Linked DNA regions of Homo sapiens: region 1 is linked to region 2. Evidence: chromatin loops called from intact Hi-C (ENCODE). Cell type or tissue: psoas muscle. All regions are shown on one strand. Each heading gives the region's core, and the rest is flanking DNA. Links, peaks and the distances in the headings are about the cores only.

Evidence for each region. A loop is a pair of places that touch in the nucleus more often than their neighbours do. Peaks named below come from ENCODE experiments on the same cell type or tissue, not always from the same donor. Only the 100,000 strongest peaks of a DNase experiment are listed, where the experiment ranks them.
Region 1: a loop joins it to region 2, with 2.2 times the contacts of the local background. A loop is called at or near these places in 1 of 110 quality-filtered maps.

The regions. Positions count from the first base shown.
Region 1 is chr3:135,483,054-135,499,305 of GRCh38, reverse strand. LOC105374122 (a long non-coding RNA gene) reads left to right here. Exons shown (of 7, transcript XR_924528.4): 2 at 2,811-3,037; 3 at 6,011-6,048; 4 at 7,506-7,743. Among named protein-coding and RNA genes, the nearest start is that of PPP2R3A, 470 kb to the left of the region's middle. In psoas muscle, for the core only: no CTCF peak of the experiment used is centred there; a DNase peak (open chromatin) is centred at 7,615; H3K27ac peaks cover 528 bases.
Region 2 is chr3:134,985,951-134,990,950 of GRCh38, reverse strand. All of the region lies in intron 3 of EPHB1 (EPH receptor B1), which reads right to left. Among named protein-coding and RNA genes, the nearest start is that of EPHB1, 190 kb to the right of the region's middle. In psoas muscle, for the core only: no CTCF peak of the experiment used is centred there; a DNase peak (open chromatin) is centred at 2,000.

The DNA of each region.
Region 1 (16,252 bases), core at 5,486-10,485, 500 kb before region 2:
TATATTGTATTATACCTATGATTCTTCTGTAAAAGTCAGCTTTTAGGCAAGAGTGCAGAAAATGACTCTTTGGTGTATTACTGCAGAAACAAGTGCTTCAGTTGGGAGGTAGCTGTTCAGACAAAATGTAAAACAGGGAGTGGAGATGGTTCTTCAGGAGCCAGGACCAGCTGACCTCCATCCTCTTTCTGCCCTTATATCTAAAATTCTTGAGTTATCATCCTGAATTTAATTTCAGGGCCAGCTTCCTGCATTGCTGTAATCTATGTTTTCTAAAAGAGTGTTAATATTGCTAATCAAAGCTGTGTGGAGTGACAATTTTTTCCTGTGTGTTGCTGCAAAACAGACCATTCAAAAGAATGAAATTCTACAAGTAATTCAATAATTGCATCGCATGAAAACCTGGTAGATTTAGACTTTCCAAGCTAGAAAAGGCCTGCAGCAGGGATGAAATAGGCTGGAGGGTCGTGCTGAATTCAAATCCTGGCTCTGCAACTTGCCAGCATTATGACTTTGGGCAGGTTACTTAACCCTAGGAATCTCTGTCACCTCTCACTTAAAAGAGATTTAGACCTAACCAAGGGAGTATTGTGAGTATTTCATGTGGTAATGTGTGTCAAAAACCCTAACACAATGACAGTCACTGAGTAGGGGTTCAACCAGTGCCAACTCCATTCCCCTCCCCTTCCAGATGCCATGTGGCTCACTTAGTTAGTTGTCCTCTGAAAAATCTTAACAAAGAAGGCTCTTGTTTCTAAATAACTTCAGGGAGGAGACTTGATGAGCACTCTTGGTTGCCCATCCTATTGTCATTCACATCCCTAATTTTCTAGCCTTTAATAAAGTACTATGTGCAGTGGGGAACTCCACAGCTTGTGGGACATGCAGGGTTGGGGAGGGTCGATCAGAAGGCCACAGAGAAGCAGAAAAGTTTAGTTAAGAAGACCCTTGAGAGGCTGAAACTACTTAGGCCGAACCCTCAGGCCTGGTGTGAAGGATTTAAGCACAATACAAGACCCAAGTGTTCAGTGCAGGCACCAGTTAGGGACAGGAAGGCACAAGGATGCATGGATGGGCCGTAAATACAGACCACAAAGCCGCAGAGAGCCAGTTCAGGTCTGTGGTCACTGTGGTGATGGCACATCCTCAGGGTACCTGCCTGGTACTCAAGCTGTCTGTCCTGGCCCAGAGAACTCACATACCGTAAGCTAGGCCCACATCATAGCTTCTCTTAATTGTGAGTCTGTTTAACGTTCATTCAGTTTCTTCCTGGCATGTAGACTTTCATGGTAAACTGATATTTTAGCATTTTCTTATACAGCTGAACGAAAATGTGCTTTCTTTTAACTTTTACTCACTGGCTCCAGCCCTGCACCAAGGATTCACACAGAAAGAAAATTCCGGCCAGGCATGGTGGCTTATGCCTGTAATCCCAGCACTTTGGGAGGCTGAGGCGGGCGGATCATGAGGTCAGGAGATCGAGACCATCCTGGCTAATGCGGTGAAACCCTGTTTCTACTAAAAATACAAAAATTAGCCAGGTGTGGTGGCGGGCGCCTGTAGTCCCAGCTACTTGGGAGACTGAGGCAGGAGAATGGCATGAACCTGGGAGGTGGAGCTTGCAGTGAGCCGAGATGGCACCACTGCACTCCAACCTGGGTGACAGAGCAAGACTCCGTCTCAAAAAAAAAGAAAATTTCCTTTTTCTTGGGACAGTCTTTCAGACATTTAAAGAGAATCATCAACTGGCTAAACATCTCCAAGGTCTTTTAATTAATATAGTTTTCAGTTCTTTTCCCATTTTCTTTTCCTGCCTGTGACCTTTCTCCATCTGGTCAGTGAATACCCTGAACTACAGATCTCAGAACCTCTGGAAGAAGCAGACAGCAGTTAGTTACCACTGGAAAATGTAGTCCTGTGTTCCTATTAGCTTCCTTGGCAACTGCCCCCTTACTATTGAGTGAAACTGAGACAGTAGACTCAATTCTGAGGTCTTCTTCTCATGAGTTGCTATCAAGGTCTGTCTCCTCATCCTTTATGTGTGCACTTGATTATTTGAATATGACTCTGAAATGTTGGGTCAGGTTTGAACTACTGCTTTTGGCATGCTGATTCTGCCATCCCCCTCCACAGCCTCTTCTCTCAGCCTCATGTAGATGGGGTATGCAGGCTCAAGGGGACAAATATTTAATAATACTTGATAAAAATTTTGGACTGAATGAGGCAGAGGTCAAAATTCTTCATTATATCACAGTTCAGGGCATCCTATAGCGTCATATCACCCATTAATCGTCATCTCCAAATTTATTCAACCAGTTATAAATCCACTGAATTGTATTATCATGAGGTCCATATCTCTGTAATTTGTTAACAACAATATTATAGGAAACTCCATCAAAGACATTGCTAAAATCAATAAGCACAGTATCTACTGCATCTTTTTAATTCTCTATTGTGGTCATCTCACCAACAGGCATGTCTAATGGGGATTGCTCTTAGTGAGTCACAGTTGGTCCCAGGAAACATGTTCTTCCCAATAAGGGTTCACATTTCTTCTGTTACACAATCTTCTCAAGGAGTTTCTAGGGACCATCTTACTCTTTTGAAAATTAAAACCTGCCCTCTTCCCAAAAGATATTAAATAGATGAGGATAGGACAAAAGAGATTGAAATTAAACTTTGCAGAAATAATCTAGATCAGGCTTTATGAATAATTACGAGGCATTGTGCTAAAATTCTAAAAATGGCTATGATGTCACTTGCATAAATTATTAATAAATTATTATATATTTGATAATTTTTCTTTGTAGACCTGGAGGCAAAGGTATGGATGAGATCACATAGCAAGGAGATTGCTGCTGAGAAGGAGTCAAAGCCTGGGTTTTACTTGTGGCCTTGCTGCTACACCAACTTTACTGACATGCCATTCTGGGATAGTCTTTTCTCTCTGAGGCTTCAAGAGAAGATGAGAATACATTCCATCCCTACCTCTTGGAGTCATTGTGAGGACTCAGATGAAGTGCAGCATCACGCAACAGTAAGTGGTTATTAGTATGGCTTCTGGAAGAGTTTGTGTCTCCAAGTGGGATCCTTGGCTGTCAGATCCATGACTGCATCTATAAATACTGTGGGAAGTCGGAAGCACACACTGGGGTTGACCGTATTCTCTAATTGGGTGTCACCTTTCATGAGCCAAGCAGCTGCCAAAACTCATTGCCTCTGATTTAGTGTCTTGGAACTGATCAGCATATTGTTTTGTTAATAACCATCTGAAGTTCAAGAAGTCTTCCAAGTGGTACCACTTGAAATATAACAGCTGGCTCAGGGGCTGTTTTGTGGTAGGCTCAAATGGGACTTAGATGCTATTTCCCTCTTATGCACAAATGTGGTAACAAGCTTGAAAAGGGGGCTCAGTGATTCCCCACTGCCTCCAGTGCTCAGTAAGCAATTTGAATATTTCAATATGGAAAATATAACCTAGTTCTTTTTAGACCAATCTGCCTCTTATTCATAAATTAAATAGGATACACAGAGCTAAGGAACAGAATGAAGACAAGACAGTGAAGACATCATCTCAATAGCAGGAATCTATCCTGAGCCTGTCATTCTTCCATCTATATTCCTGTCCACCCATATGTCCATATATCTGTCAATCCATCTATTAATACATTAAAAATTAAATGAATATTTATGATACAAAAGACACTTAATGAGACCTAAGTCCTGCCTTCAAAGAGTTTATGGTTAAGTATATGGGAGAAATCGAATATAATTCACAGCAAAGCAATGTTATTACAAGATCAGAGAAAGATTACTTCCAGTTAGATAGAACCGGGGAAGCATTTAGGCTGAATCAAGAAAGTTGGATAAGATTTAGATGTATGGAGATGGGAGATATGGTTTTTCTAGGAAGAGGGAATAACCAACAATAAAGACATGAAGGAGGTAAACTATGGAGACTGCTTGGAGACTACTGTTCAGTATTGAGTTTTGCAGGAGATAATGAGAGTTAAGCTGAAAAGGTAGTCTGGGACAGAAGATAAAGGGCCTGGAATTCCAGGCTAAGGAGTTTGTACATCATTTTGGAGAAAATTGGGAGCCCCTGAGGATTTTTAAATATTGTAGCATTGTATCCAGAACTGTGCTTCAGAAAGAGTACTGCCGTTCCCAGTGTTAAATGTTAGAAGCAATACGCCAGAGCCTTGCCTCCAGGTCTTACCTTCTGGCTTTCACATGGCATTTGTTGGTGCCAGTGGCTGGGAAGATTATTCTATTTTACCCTGAAGGAGGAAGGTGGATGTAGTGGACCTGTGAATTCCAGTCAGATTCCCTTTCAGGACTGACACACTTATCTGCTCATGCTGAGAGTGTTGGCTACTGATGGCCATAGCCAAATCCCTGTCTGGGAACTGCATCTGGCTGGTGAGAGCTGCCTTTCCCAGGGTAATACTCTCTCCTTCAATGACTGGTTGATACAGGGGTTACAAAGGCCTGGCCCCTTTGCCTCAATTTGGAAGAGAACTCTGAATACTCCGCAGTCCATAACTCCCAAGCTTCCTGCAGGATTATCTGAGGCTTCTGCATTCCCTAGTGCCTGCTCCGACAAAACTCCTGCACATACATCTCCATCTCAGAGTCTGTTTCTAGAATCCTGAGCAAAGGCAATGGGTCTTCCTCTTCCCCAGCTTCCTCTGCAGTTGACTTATCCAGGGGATGGCTTGTGTCATCTCTCTTGTATCACCTCCCTTGGTAAGGGGCTGAAGATGGGCAGTGTTGCCCCTATTTCTAAGAGATTGTCTCTGTGAGTGTATCTGTGAGTGTAGAGTTTTCTCTTTAGGTATTGAGGGTCTCTGGACCTTCCCAGGCTGTGTTCCCCAAAATGTCTTCCATGGGATGTTTATGGAGGTACACCTTGAAAAAAGTGGTAGCCAAACGAGTACTCAGTATCTAAGAGGTTAGAATTGTAGACAATGCTTGAGTATATCCGATTATAGAGAAGTTTTCTCAAAAATCATGTCGGGGTTAAGGAACTGTTGCTTTATATGTTTGAGGAATTATTTGGGGCTGAAATACTCATTAGTGAGTATTTCATTAGTGAAAGGCAAGGCCAATGTCTACTTGGAATGATACTTGTAAAACAAGGGTTGAAAACTCATGTGGCTCGGCATCCGTTCAACATAAACAATGAGATAAGAATGTAGGGTCCTGGGGACCTGAAAATAAAGTATAGGCCTGTCCTAAGGGGACTGCTGCTATAGGGGTTCATGAAAAAGACTGGTGCTTCCATGAGGAAGTGCTGGTCCCTGTGGCCAGACCTCAGGTTTTGCAAGGTATCTGTACTTTAAAAAATGTAAATCTCCTGAGTTTTAATTTAATTTTTAGAAAATACTGTGTGCATGAAGCAAAATATATCTGCGAGCTGAATGTGGCCTTCAGGCTGTGGTTGTTTGCCTCTGTTTTAAACCACCGTGCATGCTGGAGAGAGCACCTGAGGCAAAAACAGTGAGCACATTTGTGTGCTCATCTCTAGAGGGGCCTCTGCCTGGTAATGGGCCACTGGGAGGCAGGGTGGGCTACAGAAATTGGGGGAGGGCTGGGGAGCCTATGCATGCATGGTCTGAAGAGCAGACAGCTTAAAACATGTTTCCAAATGTGTTTTGGCCGCTTTCGTTTATGAGAACTGGCGAAATCTGCAGGTTTAAAAAAATCTTATTTGTAAATTTACTTATTCCTTAAATTCCTTCTTAAAACATTATTTTATGTTATTTAATCTTCATGAGATCCTTCAAGGATTCCCAACTGTACCCAAGATAACAGTTGACAGTTAAATCCCTCCATGTTAGGGCTGCACATTCAATTCATTCATTCATTCATTCAGGTGTGAATTCCTTGATTTGACACATACACAAATAATTATACAAATAATTATTGAATGCTGTCTTGTACAGGGAACTGTATGAAGTACCTCTAGAATTGCAAAAATGAATAAGGTACTGTTTCTGCCTTCTAGGAACTCAGATGCCCTCACTGCATCTCAAATGCACTCAGGTAGGTACGATGATGGTAAGAGTTCATATTTACTGACTACCTACTAAGTGGTTGGTACTATTCCTAGTATTTTGTTTTAACTTTCGCATTTAATCCTATGACAGCATACCTAAGAAGTGACTATTATTTCTGACCTCCATTTAGAGAAAGCATGGAGACACATGCTGTTTCGGCACTTTCCCCAAGATCAGAGAGTTATAGGAGCTGGAGCTGGATAGAAGCCTGGTGTACACCTCTCTGACTATTGCTTCACTGGGCCACCTGGCATCCTGTGGAGGGGCTTCTGAGCACCTGTAATCTGATGGAGAGCATGGCAGAGGCAGCTGGATGCTAGACACTGAGGAGACACCTGAGTCTGACAAGTGGAAAGAGATGTGTGTGGGGAAAGGAGATCAGGCAAAGGCTCCGCAGTAGGAAGGCCAGAGTGGCCCCTGAGACCACAGGAAGAAAAGGGAAGCAATGCTGGACAGCCGGCCAGCTCCTGGGCTGTGGGGCCAGCAGCCATTAGAGACAGTCAGAGTAGAGGACCCTTAGACCCCACCAGACCCTGCAGAGGATGAAACAGAAGGATGCAAAGAGATTTGTCCTCTTAAGAGAGGAAACAAATACAAATCACAATGAAATGCCACTTTCCTGCATCGGATTAACGAATACTCGAAAGCTTAATACTACTTAGTGTTGGCCAGGACTTTCCTTTTGCACAATTTTGATGGGCGAGTCAATTGGGAAAGTGTTTGTGAGTGCAGTTTGGCAATATGTGTGTATCTACATTTTAAATGCACATACTTTTTGGTCCAGAAAAAGTCCCCTGAGGATACACATATACCTGCAGGATAAATGCACACATACATATATTTAGGGTTGGCATTTTTACAAACAGAAAATTAAAAATGATCTTCATCAGTAGGTTAAGCAAATAAATTATGATAATACAAACTAGGGAATACTGTGGCTTCGTATTACTCTTAAAATAAAACCCCAAGCCCTTTCCCATGGCCTATAAGGCCTGGGATGATTTGGTCCCTTCCCCGTTCTCACCCTAATTTTCCACTGCTCTTTCTCTCCTCCTGCTCCAGTTCCTAGAGGCTATAGCTGTTCCACAGACCAAGGCAGTTCCACCCTTAGGGCCTTTGCTCCTGCAGTTTCTCCTTCTTGGAAGGTTTTCTCCCCCAGATATTAATACGACTGTCTCCTCACTCTATTTATACCTCTGTTCAAATATCAACATGTGGTGAACAGCTTCGAAAATGACCCTTAACGACCTGCCCTCCTGGTATGGATTCCCTCCCTTCTAGTGTGAGCTGGACCTAGTGACTTACTAATAATGAATAGAATATTTTAAAAGGGGGGATTTCACTTCTGAGATCTTATAACAGAATACCATGACTTCATCTTGCATGCTCTTTCTCTCTCCCTCTGTCTTCCTCTCCCTGTCATTCTTGCTTGTGAGTAAGCAGGCTGCCATGCTGTGAGCTGCCCTATGGAGAAGTCCACATGGCAAGGAACTGAGGGATACCTTCAGCCAACAGCCAATGAGGAACTGATGCTCCCAGAGAACAGCCTGTAGGAAACTAATTCCTGCTAACAACCTTCAGATGACTGCAGGTCTGGCTGGCAACTCAACTGAAGCCTGAGAGAGATCCTGAAGCAGCGGGTGCAGCTAAGCCTCTGCTGGATTCCCATTAGACAGAAACTGTGAGTCATGAATACTGTTGTTTTAAACACTAAGTCTTGGGGTAATTTGAAACACAGCGATAGACCACTGATACAGAATCCCTGGGAGAAGTGTTCTATGACTATGCAATTTAAAACAGTATTCTTTGTTGCACAGTGACCCCTTAACCTGCTTTATTTTATTTCATAGCATGTATTTCTTGGACATTCTTTGATATCTTTTTGTTTGTGTATTTCTTTCTCTTTACTAGAATGTAAAGTTTTATGAGGACAAAACTCTTGCTTATCATTGTGTTCCCTCGTGCCTAGAAGAGTGCCTGACATTAAGTGGGTGCTCACGTTTGGTAGGTATTTGTGAAGGAATAAATATTGCAACCCATAAAAAGAATGAATAGTCATGCAGATCCAATATGGGGAAGGCTTCCAAAATATAACATTATGGCGGGAGAGAAAAGCAAGTTGCAAGGCAATCTATATATATCATGATCCCCCTTTCATATCTGAAAGTTTGCATATGCAATGAAAAATGTCTGAAAAGATACAGATCAAAGTGTGAATAGTGGTTTTCCCTACAAGATAAAATTATGGAGCCACACTGTCTTAAACATTTCTTTAATTTTTAATGGTTTTATAATTATTCTAGAATCAGAAAAATTCAATGAAGACATTTTATAGAATTCTTAAGGCCAACCAGCCACTTGCTCTTCAGTGTTCCTGTGTCTTCTCTTGGCAGACCTCCAAAGAGGCTACCTGCTGCTAGTCTGAACCCAGCAGCCTTAGACTTTTTCCTTATGGTGGCCAGAACCATTCTCCCTGCACCTCACCCAGCCAGCCTCCAGTCTCCAGGCAGTGCACAGGAAGAGCTCCCACATGACAGACTGTCAGAAACCTAGCATGTTTTCTGTGAATATTTCTTGGCAATAATTACTGAATAGGAAATAGGGAGTTGAAGAGAAATAAAAATACAGTACAGCAAAAATAACTGTTTTTGCAGTTCAGCCTTGAAGGGATAAAGGCTGCCGAGTAGCTGATGGATGGAGCACACTGCGCTGATCCTCTGCTTTGCTTGAGGGCGAAGTTCTCATGGGGACACTAAGGCTGGGCTTCATGGAAAGCTCCAGTGAGATCCCTGGACACATATCAGATTTCTCCCTGGTTATGCTGAGTGTATCTGTGCAGGAAGGTACTCAGAGTGCTCCATCTAAAGCCCAGCATTCCCTGTAGACTAAGAGTCAGTGTGGGAGAGAGGTGGGGGCGGGCAGCCTTGTCATTCTTCCCCTCACAACTTGGCTTGGGCAGTTTTTCATCTCCTTGCTATGTTATCAACTCTCCACTGCCTCACCCACTATATCCTATATGCTCTTAAATTTGCTGTATATGTTGACTGGGAGGCAAGGTAAGCCTCCAAGAGGAGAGCTGATCATAATCCTGAAAGACACAATCCAGAGTGCCACCATCCTGAATGTGGAAATCCTGAAAGATCACAATCCCAAAAATATAACTCTGAGAAAAACAATAAAAAAGTATTTTAAAGATATTTAAAAGGGAATTTATTTGAGAAACAAAAATGCAACAGAACACTTCACAGGCCACTTTATACAATAAAAGAGTCAATAACATACACATTTTTGGAGGCATAAAAATTCAGATATACTAATGACAGCCACATGGATATAACAATTATGAGCAGATGAACTGTATTCATAAAGAAATAGGTGAAAAAGGGAAATATATAAACACATATCACTATGGTTGTGTACGCAGCCTTATAACTGCAGTCATATGAAATACTGTTATGAGCAACCTAACAGTATTTTAAAGAGATCAATAAAAAAACAAAACCATGTTGGGTCACCATCACATATGCAGTCTCCCAAAGAGCCGAGATCTTGAGACATTTCTCACAAAAGCAGATGTAGCAAAAGAACATCTCTTCATTTATTGAGGAAATTTCAACATTTTTACTTACATGCACAATGCTTACACACAAAGTCAACGTTATGATAATGCATTTTCTGGAGTCAAATCTGCAAAAAAATGTGTAAAACCAATTAGAACTCTCCAAAAGTCTCTATGCAATTTATATCTTCAATATTGAAAATGATGTAAAGATGAAATACATAGCCTAGCAAATTGTAAAATACAACATTAACAATTTAAAATAATGAAAAAGACTAACAAAAAGAAAAGAAAAACATTAGACATGAAAAGTATATTAAGTGGATAGATAATGGCAATTGCACAGAGGTTGTCCATAAGGCTGGCTAACCTTCACTATCATTGACTATATTTTGAAGTCTTGCATCACGATGAATAGCTGCTTTTTTCTATTAGGACATGGCTTTCCTCAGAGAATATTTTCATATTCATTTTCTATGTAGTGCTGCTCTTTTTGATATTCTTCTGTGATTCGATATGCAACAACATGAACATTTCCTGTTAAACTTTCCCATCTTCTGTTTAGGAATTTTGATCTCTAGGGATTTCAGTATTTGGGATGATGGTGTTTGGAATTGTGTCTTTCAGGTTTATGATCCAAACCCCTCTGAGAGCAGGGACACAAGATGTTGTGTCCTCTGTGGTATCCTCAGGGCCTGTTATACTGACAGCACAAGTAGAGACTCAAGCAGTGTGGTTGGCAGAATGAATGGCCACTCTCACATTTGTGTATGTCCTTTCTAAAGTGTGCTCCAGCATGGCATGGTCTGACACTACGGAGTAGAGCAGGATTGTACACACCTTCTTTCTACATTCTATACTTCCATAAATGTAATCTAAGAGCAGATTTTTTGGGCAGCCAATTAAACAGTTATAAAACTTGTTCCTCCAACCTTTTCTTCTTAAAGAAGATGTCAGCTATTATTTCTTTAAATGTCACTTTAATGATGAAATATTTCAAACATATTATATTTAAAATATTCTGAACATAGCAAGTCCTCATGGACCTGCCTCTGGAATTTAACACATATTCTTTTTTTTTTTTTTGCTTTTTTCATAATTTTAATTTTCATATATTTTTCTTTTCCTTTTTATTTATTTATGCTTTTAATTTTTAATTTTTGTTGGTACATAGTAGGTATATATATTTTGGGTGTACATGAAATGTTTTGATGCAGGCATGCAATATGAAAAAAGCACATTATGGAGAATGGGGTATTCATCCCCTCAAGCATTTATCCTCTGAGTCACAAACAATCCAGTTACACTCTTCAAATTATTTAAAAATGTACAAGTAAGTTATTATTGACTTTAGTCACCCTGTTGTGCTATCAAATAGTAGGTCTTACTCATTCTTTTTACTGTTTCTGTATCTACTAACCATCCCCACCTCCCCTCCTTGCCCTCCAGTACGCTGCTATTTTACCATGATTACTTCAAATTTTTGGATAAATAAAATATACAGATAAAATCAAAGCCTCCTTTATTTTTCATTCTTTGCTTTTCATTCTTTCATCACAATAAATAAATATTATTCTGAAGTTGATGTATGTTCCTCCCACCCATGTTTTATAATTTTATTACATATATACTTATAAAATATCATATATAAAGTATCAAATCTTATTTGTCTGATATTCTGTAACTCACAATTATGTTTTCAATATTGATTCCTAGGAACCTAATTTTAGTTACTGAATTCTATGAGTGTGTCATAATTTGTCTATGCTCCAGTAGCTGTGTACAGGATTTCTCATTTCCCCATTTTCAACCATTCCTCAGTTTTATAAGGCTTTTTATTTACCAAGCCAGTAAATATGAAATGATATCTCATTTTAATTTGCATTTTCCTTTTACTAATAAGGTTGGACGTCTTTTCACGCATTTTTTTTTTGCCATTTGGATTTTTTCTTTTATCGATTTCCTATTCTTACATTGTGCTAGTTTGCAAAAATGGCCACAATAATTTCCTTCCCTGAATCGATATCCTTGGGTAATTCCCATCATACAGATTCTGGGCGTAGACATGTGATTTCCTTTGGCTAAGGAGATAAGAAAATGTGAGACTTGAAGAGGCCCAAGAGACTTGGAAAGTGCTTGTGCATTGGTGCTGTTTCTTGCTTCTCTGAAACCACCACCATGTGAAAAAGCCTGGGCTAGTCTGCTGAATGATGAGGGACACGTGGCCTGGTGACCTTCATTAGTCCAGCAAACTGCCAAACACATGAGTGAGGCCATTGACTGCCAGCTGACTGCAAACATGAGACTGAGCCCAGCTAATTTCTTGAGGATAAAATGAGCCATTTTTTTCTGAGCTCAGCCCAAACTGTCAACCCACAGAAATCAGAGCACATAGATATTTGTTGTTTTAAGCCAGTAGCCCTGGGTGGTGTGTTATGGCAGCTATAGCTCATTCACATTATTTTGCCCATTTTTTCCCCTTTTGGTTGCTTGTCTTTTTTTTATTGCTAAACTCTTTCTTTATTTCTTCTGGGTTTTTTTTTTTTTTTTTTTTGAAACAGGGCCTCACTTTGTCACCCAGGCTGGAGTGCAGTGGTGTGATCTTGGCTCCCTATAGCCTCGAACCTCCACCAGGCTCAAATGATCCTCCCAACTCAGCCTACTGAGTAGCTGAGACTACAGGTGCATGCCACCACACCCAGCTAATTTTTATATTTTTTGTAGAGATGGGGTTTCAGCATGTTGCCCAGCCTGATCTTGAACTGCTGGGCTCAAGGGATCTGCCTGCCTTGGCTTCCCAAAGTGCTGGGATTACAGGCATGGACCACCGTGCCCAGTCTGCTAAACTCTTTCTTAACATGACATTTCTCATTCAACTCTGTAAGTTTACGAGGCAGACATTATTATCATTATTATCATCATTTCCATTTTAGAGATGAGGGAGCTAGGATTAGAGGTTTAGTGATTATTCAAAGATCATGCACCTAGCAAGCAAGGAAGGTGAAATTTGAATCCATAAATGTCTGGCTGCAGGACCAGAGCTCTCAGGCCATTTCACTTCCCTGCTTCTCTCGCATGTTGAATTTACAGTCGCTCAGTTCGTGGAAACTCTTTAGGGCCAGGCACTATGCCACATTTTATATCATACTAAACACAGAGTTTTGTTTTAAACTTCGTTTAGGACTTTCTGTTTTCAGTGGTGTACTAGAACAAGCCCACAGCAGTTCACGAGAGCCAATGTTAGCTAGCATCTCTTCCCAATTCTGAGTTCAGGACATCACATGGTAACTTGACATCAGCTGTGGTAGGAGTCTTTATACCACAGGATTTAGCAAATACTGTGAATCAGGGGCTTTTATCTTCTAGAGAGCTGGTTTACCAGCACATAAAGTACTGGGCTGTGTTTATTCCTGTTCCTTGTATCTTGTTAGGTCTGTCCCTTTCAGTTGGTGGTTAGCATAGTGTTGGAACATTATTTGTCATCCAACATATTTGCTATTCCTATCCACTTTATATCATTTCGCAAATGGAATAAGTATATCTTCTATGTCTTCACTGGCTCACAAACTGAGCTTTCAGGGCTGGGAGTAGAAACTTTTCTCCAGGTTCACTTGTTCCATTAATCAATACGTTCATTCCTCTACCGACAGGCAATAGTCCTTGAGTATTTTCTATGTGACAAATAGTATTCTAAGTCCTTTACATGTATTAAATTATTGTAATCTCCTCAGCAACTGATGAGTTATGGATTTGAGGCACAAGGAAGTTGAATTCCTTAGGGGTCTACATAACTAGGTGATGGCTGAACTGGATTCAAATCCAGTTTGCTAGTTTGCTATCCTCTCTTTACTTAACTGCGCTACAATCCAAACTTTGAGCCTCTATCTGATCCATAAGGATACCACAGAGGAGTCTGGATTCAGTGAGCAGTGGGATTCAGCAGTAGTAGAGGGCCATTGTAAGTGTTTGAATGGGAGAGTGATACTTTTCACATGGTACTTAGAATGTTTTGTTACACTAGAGTATGATAGATTGTCCCAAGTAGGAGAAAGGCCAGGGGCAGGAAAAACACTTGTGGGATTGTAGCTATCATTTAGAGCTTGCTCATGTTTATGGAAATGAAATGACTCTTCTATATGGGGCTTTCACTCCAACTGGCTCAGGCTCCTACTGGCTCAGTCAAGTTGTCAAGGCTCTGTTCATGCTATTTCCCTGACCCACGGTACATTCTCTAGCTACTTCATTTCTTTATATATAAAAATAGTTAAAAAATAAACTACAGATATAATATTATTATTGGGCTCTTCCACAACATCATTCCCCTTAAATATTCATCATCTGTTTTATACACTTCTGATTTAATAATTTCTCACATATTTATTATTTATCACCAGTGAGTCTTTAAGTTCCTCAAGGGCAGGAACCATGTCTTATACTTTGGCATGCTCTGCAGTGCTGAGATCACCAGAGTTACTCCATAAATGCTTGTGGAATATAAAAATGCATAAATAACTCTTCTTTTTTTTTTTCCCATGGGCAAGCTCATTGACAGTAGGTACCTGGAGTAATATAATTAGGAAGCTCCAAAATAAAATTGTGTTAAGGAACTACTTAAATGCTGTAAAGGAAAGTAGAGAAGACAGCCAATTTGTATCTACGAGCACCCATGATTTCTATGTAATAGAAGAAGTCATTTATTGGATTTAGTTGACTTAGTTAAGTTCCTGGCTACAGGCTGCCCCCTGAGTCCTTAATTGCTCATCCAAAAGGAGGAAGTAGTGGCCCCACTCAGAGCCAAGTTATAAGGTATCCATTAGCAGATTTGAGAGTGTGGCTAGAGAATTGTGGAGGCTGAATGAGGGGAACAGAACCAACAACTACCAATTATCTAGCGTGTGCAAACACTATGCTAAAGCACATTTTCTTTTAGTCATCATTACTAACCTGCTAGGTGTGTTTTGCTATTCCTTTTGAGAGATGAGAAAACTGAGCTCTGAAAGAGTATGTAACTTGTTTCAGAGTACACAGCAGGTAAGAAATGGAGCAGAGATTCAAATTCGCTTTCATCTGGCTCTAAAAACAATGCTTTATTGTTTACCTATAGGGCTAGCCTAGTAATGTAAATGTGTGAATTGGGCTGGGTATACGAAAACTGGGAAAAGTTTCCAAACTCTGTTTAAAGATTCAGAATCAAACTTAAAAACTACACTTCCTCCCAAAACTTTTGCAGGCTAGCCTTCTCTATTGGATCATCACTTGCAACTCTTTTTTTTTTTTTGAGACGGAGTCTCGCTCTGTGGCCCAGGTGGGAGTGCAGTGGCGCAATCTCGGCTCACTGCAAGCTCCGCCTCCCAGGTTCACGCCATTCTCCTGCCTCAGCCTCCCGAGTAGCTGAGACTACAGGCGCCCGCCACCAAGCCCGGCTAATTTTTTTGTATTTTTAGTAGAGACGGGGTTTCACCGTGTTAGCCAGGATGGTCTCGATCTCCTGACCTCGTGATCCGCCCGCCTCGGCCTCCCAAAGTGCTGGGATTACAAGCGTGAGCCACCGCGCCCGGCCCATCACTTGCAACTCTTATTTTTAATAAAGCACTTTACCCAGTCAGAGGTGGGAGACATGGATTTGTCTGACATTTTCTATGATGGGATGCTGTTACTTAGCAAGGCCAGCCTGGAATTTCAACTAATTCTTGATGGGGAAAAGCATACCATTCAGAGGTTGTGAAAGCAAAGAGATCATCCAGGGACCCAAGTTAGATGGTACTCCTAAAGACAGCCAGAGATGGACTGTGCTAATAGACTTCAGCAAAGGCAGTGGGTGCAGTGATTGATAGGCTGGTCTGTAGCAACAGAACTGGGGGTTATGTCAAACGGAATACCAGGAGAGTCTGGGGACACACAGGTCATCTGGTTCCAGAGGAAGATAAACATAGCCTCAGAGACTGTGGGAAGATGATAGAGAAGGTAGATGGGAAGGTGGTTAGCAGTGGAATGGTCAGGAGTAGAGATCTAAACAACAGCACCAAGGCAGAGTATTCAAGGCTTCTCCCTCTGGATGCCAGAGGACTGGATGGCAGGCTCTATTCTGGAGAGCCAGGTGGGATTTACACTCAGCAGAAAGACATAACAGAGTTCTGGGAGGTATTTTCCAGAATATACCAAAGGCAAGAGTGGTCTCTGTCCTAATCCTTGCAATTTAAAGGACGATATATATCACGATCATGATCACACACACACACAAACACACTAGTGTCTCTCACTTGAGAACCAGCTGTTATTGCTGGCACATCATAACCTGGAACATTCACTGTCAATGCTATCACCATTCAGGCCCCAGGGAAATGCTTCTTCACATCTCTTGCTCCACAACACAAATCAATTCATTCAGGTATGTGGGTTTGCTGTTGTTATTAGAAAAAGACAAGGGAAACTTGAGCAGTGGAAGCACTTAGGTAAGGGAAAGGACAAATTAGTGTATCAAATCCTTCCTCTCAGGTACATGAATGCGATAGGTTCTGGCATAATAAAATAAGATTTTTTAGTAGTGTCACATATTCTTTTTTTTTTCTTTCTTTTTACACTCCAATTTGTGGGTTTTGGTAGTGCTTAGAGTTAATATGGTATTCACAAA
Region 2 (5,000 bases), core at 1-5,000:
GAATTCAATAATACAAAAGCTCAAAAGCCAAATATAATGGAATAATATATAAAAGGGAGATTGCCGAGTTCAGGAAACAAATTGTGGATCAAAGTAACAATACAGTTGGCCCTCTGTTTTCATGGTTTCCACATGTGCAGATTCAACATACCATGGATCAAAAACATTTTTTAAATGCAACAATAAAAATAATACAGTATAAGTTATTTACAGTGTAGTAGGTACCACAAGTAATCTAGAGATAATTTAAAATATACAGGAGAATGAGCACAGATTATACCATTTTGTCTAAGGGACTTAGATCCCCAGTATCCCCAGGAGTCCTGGTACAAATTCTCTGCAGATACTGACAGATCTCTGCAGATACTGACAGATAAAACTAGTAAATAAAAAAGAAATGGCTAAATAATTGATAGAGTTTAAAACTGAACTATTAACATGGAGAAAATACATGGAAAATAAGTTCTGAACAAAGAAACGGCTCACAATAGTATATGGAGGATTACTAGCATCCCTAAGTTAGAGGCTCTATCCAAAAACAAAAACTAACAAACAAACAAAAAAGATATTCAGAGAGCTTATAATAAAAAAATTTCTTAAAATGAAGGAAGAATCAGCAGGGGCAAAGGCATAGCCTGGTGAAATTGTTGAATTTCAAAGATAAAGAAAGAATTATTCAGCCAGCAAATAGAATAAATAAATCACCTCAAAAGAAAACATAGGTTAGCTTCAGACTTCTCTATAGCTATATTCATAGGCTGAGGTTCTCCTGAATGTACTAGAATCTCAGGGAAGGGAGAGAGTCCTTCTAGAGGGGAAAGTTTTTTGATAACAAAATTCAATCAACTAAGAGATAAATTAATGAATTTGGTAAGGAGAAATTGTGATAAAGCAACCAAGAATTGTTACATTCTTTTAAATACATAAATAAAACCAAAACAAGTTATAAACCTTAAAATAAAAAAAGAAATTAAAAGTAGTAAAAATTGGGAGGTGGGGAAAGGTGAAGAAATATTAGAAATAGTCAAGTATACCAACTTCCTCATCTTTCATAGCAAGGGGTTAATTGGTACTATTTAAAATCGAAGTGTGACTTTTAAAATAGTGATTTAAATCTCATTGTTTCTATAAAATTATTTCTTAATCTTAAAATAATCTTCCAGGAAAGAGTATATCTTGTGGTGAAGAAGCATTTATCAAATGTAGCAATTCCTTCCATTTATATTCATTTATTTTTCTTCCTTTACATTTAACACAATTAAATTAATGTGTTAAAGATTACCGTGATCACATCTTTCTAAAATTAGTTTTGACTTGCCATCCATCTTTCTAGTTACAGTGAAGATAGCTTATAGATACAGCTCTAAAGTGATGTTGACCTAAATTTAACAATAGTAGTTTCTGGATTATTTTGAGTCATTCACATATATGTGTGTGTGTGTGTGTGTGTGTGCACGCGCGCGTGCGTGTGCAGGCGTGTGTATTGAAATGTCAATAGAAATGTGTAACTTTAATAAAAGCAAAGTCTTTTCTAATATAAAAACATCACACACACATAAGTAGAATATCAACAGCGTTTTGTATAAGTTATAGTAATAATGATTTCCATGTTAGTTAATTCCCATTTGCTAGCCTTGAATACAAAAATCTTCAGAATCTCCCTCTCCACAGTTTCAATAAGGCATTTGTAATGTTCCCCCTCTGGTGCAGTAAATTCACTTTCCTCCCTATCTTGTCCTCCAATCAAATATTCAGAGCCTTTCTGATTTATGTCACCTGTGATCCTGCTTCACCACTTCCACCGTGGTGCCAGAGACACAGTAAGCGGGAAGTTTGAAACACTTGCAGGAATCTTTATTTAACTTACTCAAAAGAGCTCTGTAGGGGTCCAATTCTTAGCTCCCTTAAAAATAGAGCATGATAGACAGCAGAGCTCTTCAGTCCCTGGCCTAGAGTTCTGAGCTTAGGTCAGCACATCTCAATTCCCTTCCCAGAGCAGACGTGAACAGGAGAAGGCACTCCCAGGTCTTCTGCCAAGGCTGCATTGTGAAACATCTCCTGTTCTGCCTTCTACTCTTTTCTCCTACCACCCACCAGTTTCTCTATTTCTAAATTATACCCAACAGCAGTGACTCAAAAACCTGAATATCCTAGAACAGAAATTCTCCAAGTATACAGAAATAAATTCAAGGATACCAGAATTTCATAAAAAGAGAATCTGTGGTTGGGGAAGGATTACTATACATACAAATCACTGTGAGTAATACAAGTAAAAACCGCATGATAGGGTTACCTGAATACTTGTACCATGTATCTCTCATGGGCAGCCAACTCTAATAAATGGGGAAGGAGGAGGAGTGGGCATATTCTGGTATTGATGATCCTGTTTTCAGCCTAATGGTGCATTCATTTACTGTGGATGCTCTTATTAGGGCCGTTAGCATTTCAAGACACAATTTATAGAACCCAACAGTCATTAGTTCTGCTTATGTTTACTCATTTGATTAGGCTAACTGCTCTTTTTTGAAAAAAAATATATAGTCTGCTTAGGACTGTGACTGCACACATGAAGTTGAAGACAAAGGAATGCCAATGACAATACTGCTCATTAATTTGTTCAGCAGATTCCATTCACATTTCTTGAGCTCCCTCCTTTGTGCCCAGCCCTGAGTTCAGGACTTTCTAGTCTTTCCTTTTTGTAATAACAGCCCCTCTGGCCTGGCAGTTATTCCACAACAGAGTCTTGTACAGTGGCTCAGAAGGACAGAGCTACTGGCTCAGACAGGAGATCAAGGACTTGGGCCTTCCTCCCATCTCAACATAAGGCCTGCTTCTTAATGGATGCCAACTGAGAATTAAACAAGGCCAAGCTCCATGATTTCTATTTGACCTTGTTCATGCTAGTCACAACTCTGAGATTCAAGGTCCTCTTTAGCAAAATGGAGCTGATAAAAGTATATACCCATAGGGCTGTTGTATAGTCTGCTTAGGCTGCCATTAAAAAAAATACCAGTCTGGGTAGCTTAAACATAATTCATTTTCTTACAGTTCTGGAGGCTGGGCGTCCAAGATCAAGGTATCAGCAGGGCTGTTTTCTGGTGAAGCCTCCGTCCTTGGTTTGCAGATGCCACCTTCTTGCTATGTCCTCACATGGTTTGTTTGTTTGTTTGTTTGTTTTTCAAGACAGAGTCTTGCACTGTCACCCAGGCTGGAATACAATGGCGTGATCTCGGCTCACTGCAATCTGCGCTTCCCGGGTTCAAGCGGTTCTCCTGCCTCAGCCTCCAGAGTAACTGGGACTACAAGCGCGTGCCACCACACCTAGCTGATTATTATTATTATTTTTTGCATTTTTAGTAGAGACGAGGTTTCACCGTGTTAGCCAGGATGGTCTCGATCTCCTGACCTCGTGATCCGCCAGCCTCAGCCTCCCAAAGTGCTGGGATTACAGGTGTGAGCCACTGTGCCTGGCCTCACATGGTCTTTTCTGTGTGCATGTACAGAAACAGCACTCTGGTGCTTCTTTTTATAAAGACACTGGATTAAAGTCCCACCTTTATGATCTCATTTAACCTTAATTATCTCCTTAAAGGTTTTATAACCAAATGCCATCAGAGGACATTAGAGCCTTAGGCCCTACAGGGCTTTAGGGCCCAACACAGGAATTTTAAGGGGACGTAATTCAGTCCATGACAGCTGTGATGATTAGATAAATTAACGCACGCAATATACTTAAGACAATGCCTGTACGTATTATATGCTTAATAAATGTTAGTAATTATTATTATTATTGTTGTTGTTGTTACTGTTATTACTATTATTTAGGCATGATAGGCTAACATTTGAGGAATAGTGAGTGCCCAGTATTTCATGGTCAAAGTTCCCTCTGTGTAAGTATCTTGATGGGTTGTGTAAGGTAAGAAAGGGATGCCCTTCATTCTATTAATAAATTCAGGTTAGTCCAGTTGTTTTCATACTCAGATCTGACAGAGGTGAGAAGACTCTATTAACACAAAAGGGCTAAATGCAATGTGGTGAGATTTTCACAAAGATTGAATTTTTGCAATAATTTTCATAAATATTGAATCCTTAAATGTTTAAATTCTGAGATTACAATTACAAAATTTTTTGTTGGTGTTAAGCTGACCTTCCTTTAATGAATGATGCACCAGTGATGGAAAATAGGTCTCTTGTTTTTGTTTGGGATGTGTGTGTGTGTGTGTGTGTGTGTGTGTGTGTTAATATCTTTAAATCAAAAGTTTATAATAGTAACCTGACATTTTAGAGAACATTTTTGGCCGCAAAGTCTGAAGAACACAGGCTAGACTAAGGTCCAATATGGACTGGAAAATAAGAGTTTTATGTTCCAGGCCTCCATCCTCCAGATGCGTAAATGGGATCATGACATCACTTAGGTATTTCCAAGTGCTTTGGCTGATGCTGAACCTGAGTTGGCCCCTCAAGCTAACATCTGGAATCAGCCGCATGTTGGCTGGGATGGTCCATGCCACGCACACAGACAAGACATATGTCAATGCACATGCTCATTTGTGAGGAATGGCAATTAAGAAAGCCTTGTCTATGCCACGCTGCATTTGACAGGAATGACTTAAAAGGAACCATCTCAGAGACAAAGCACCCCTACTTGGCCCACCCTTGATAAATTCACTGAATACCCTGTCACCACTTTTCTCAAGTGAAAAATTTGGTTTCATGGAATAATCATGAGGGATTCTTCCAGCACTCACATTCTGTAATCATCTGGAAAAGAGTCACTCCCGGTGCTTGTGGAATAAAGCTGAAGAGCTGGCATCTGAGCTATCACATCCTGACCTAATGTGCTAAGCCTGAATTTGTAATCTAAGAAGACATGTGAAATGCAGACTTCCTTATTTGTGTTTCATTCCCAAGTTATTGGGAGTGAAATCTGTGTCTGACAGTCACTATCTGGGGCAAACATGTTTTCTGCTTGGCTGGAATTCTGCATGTGTGACTCCTGA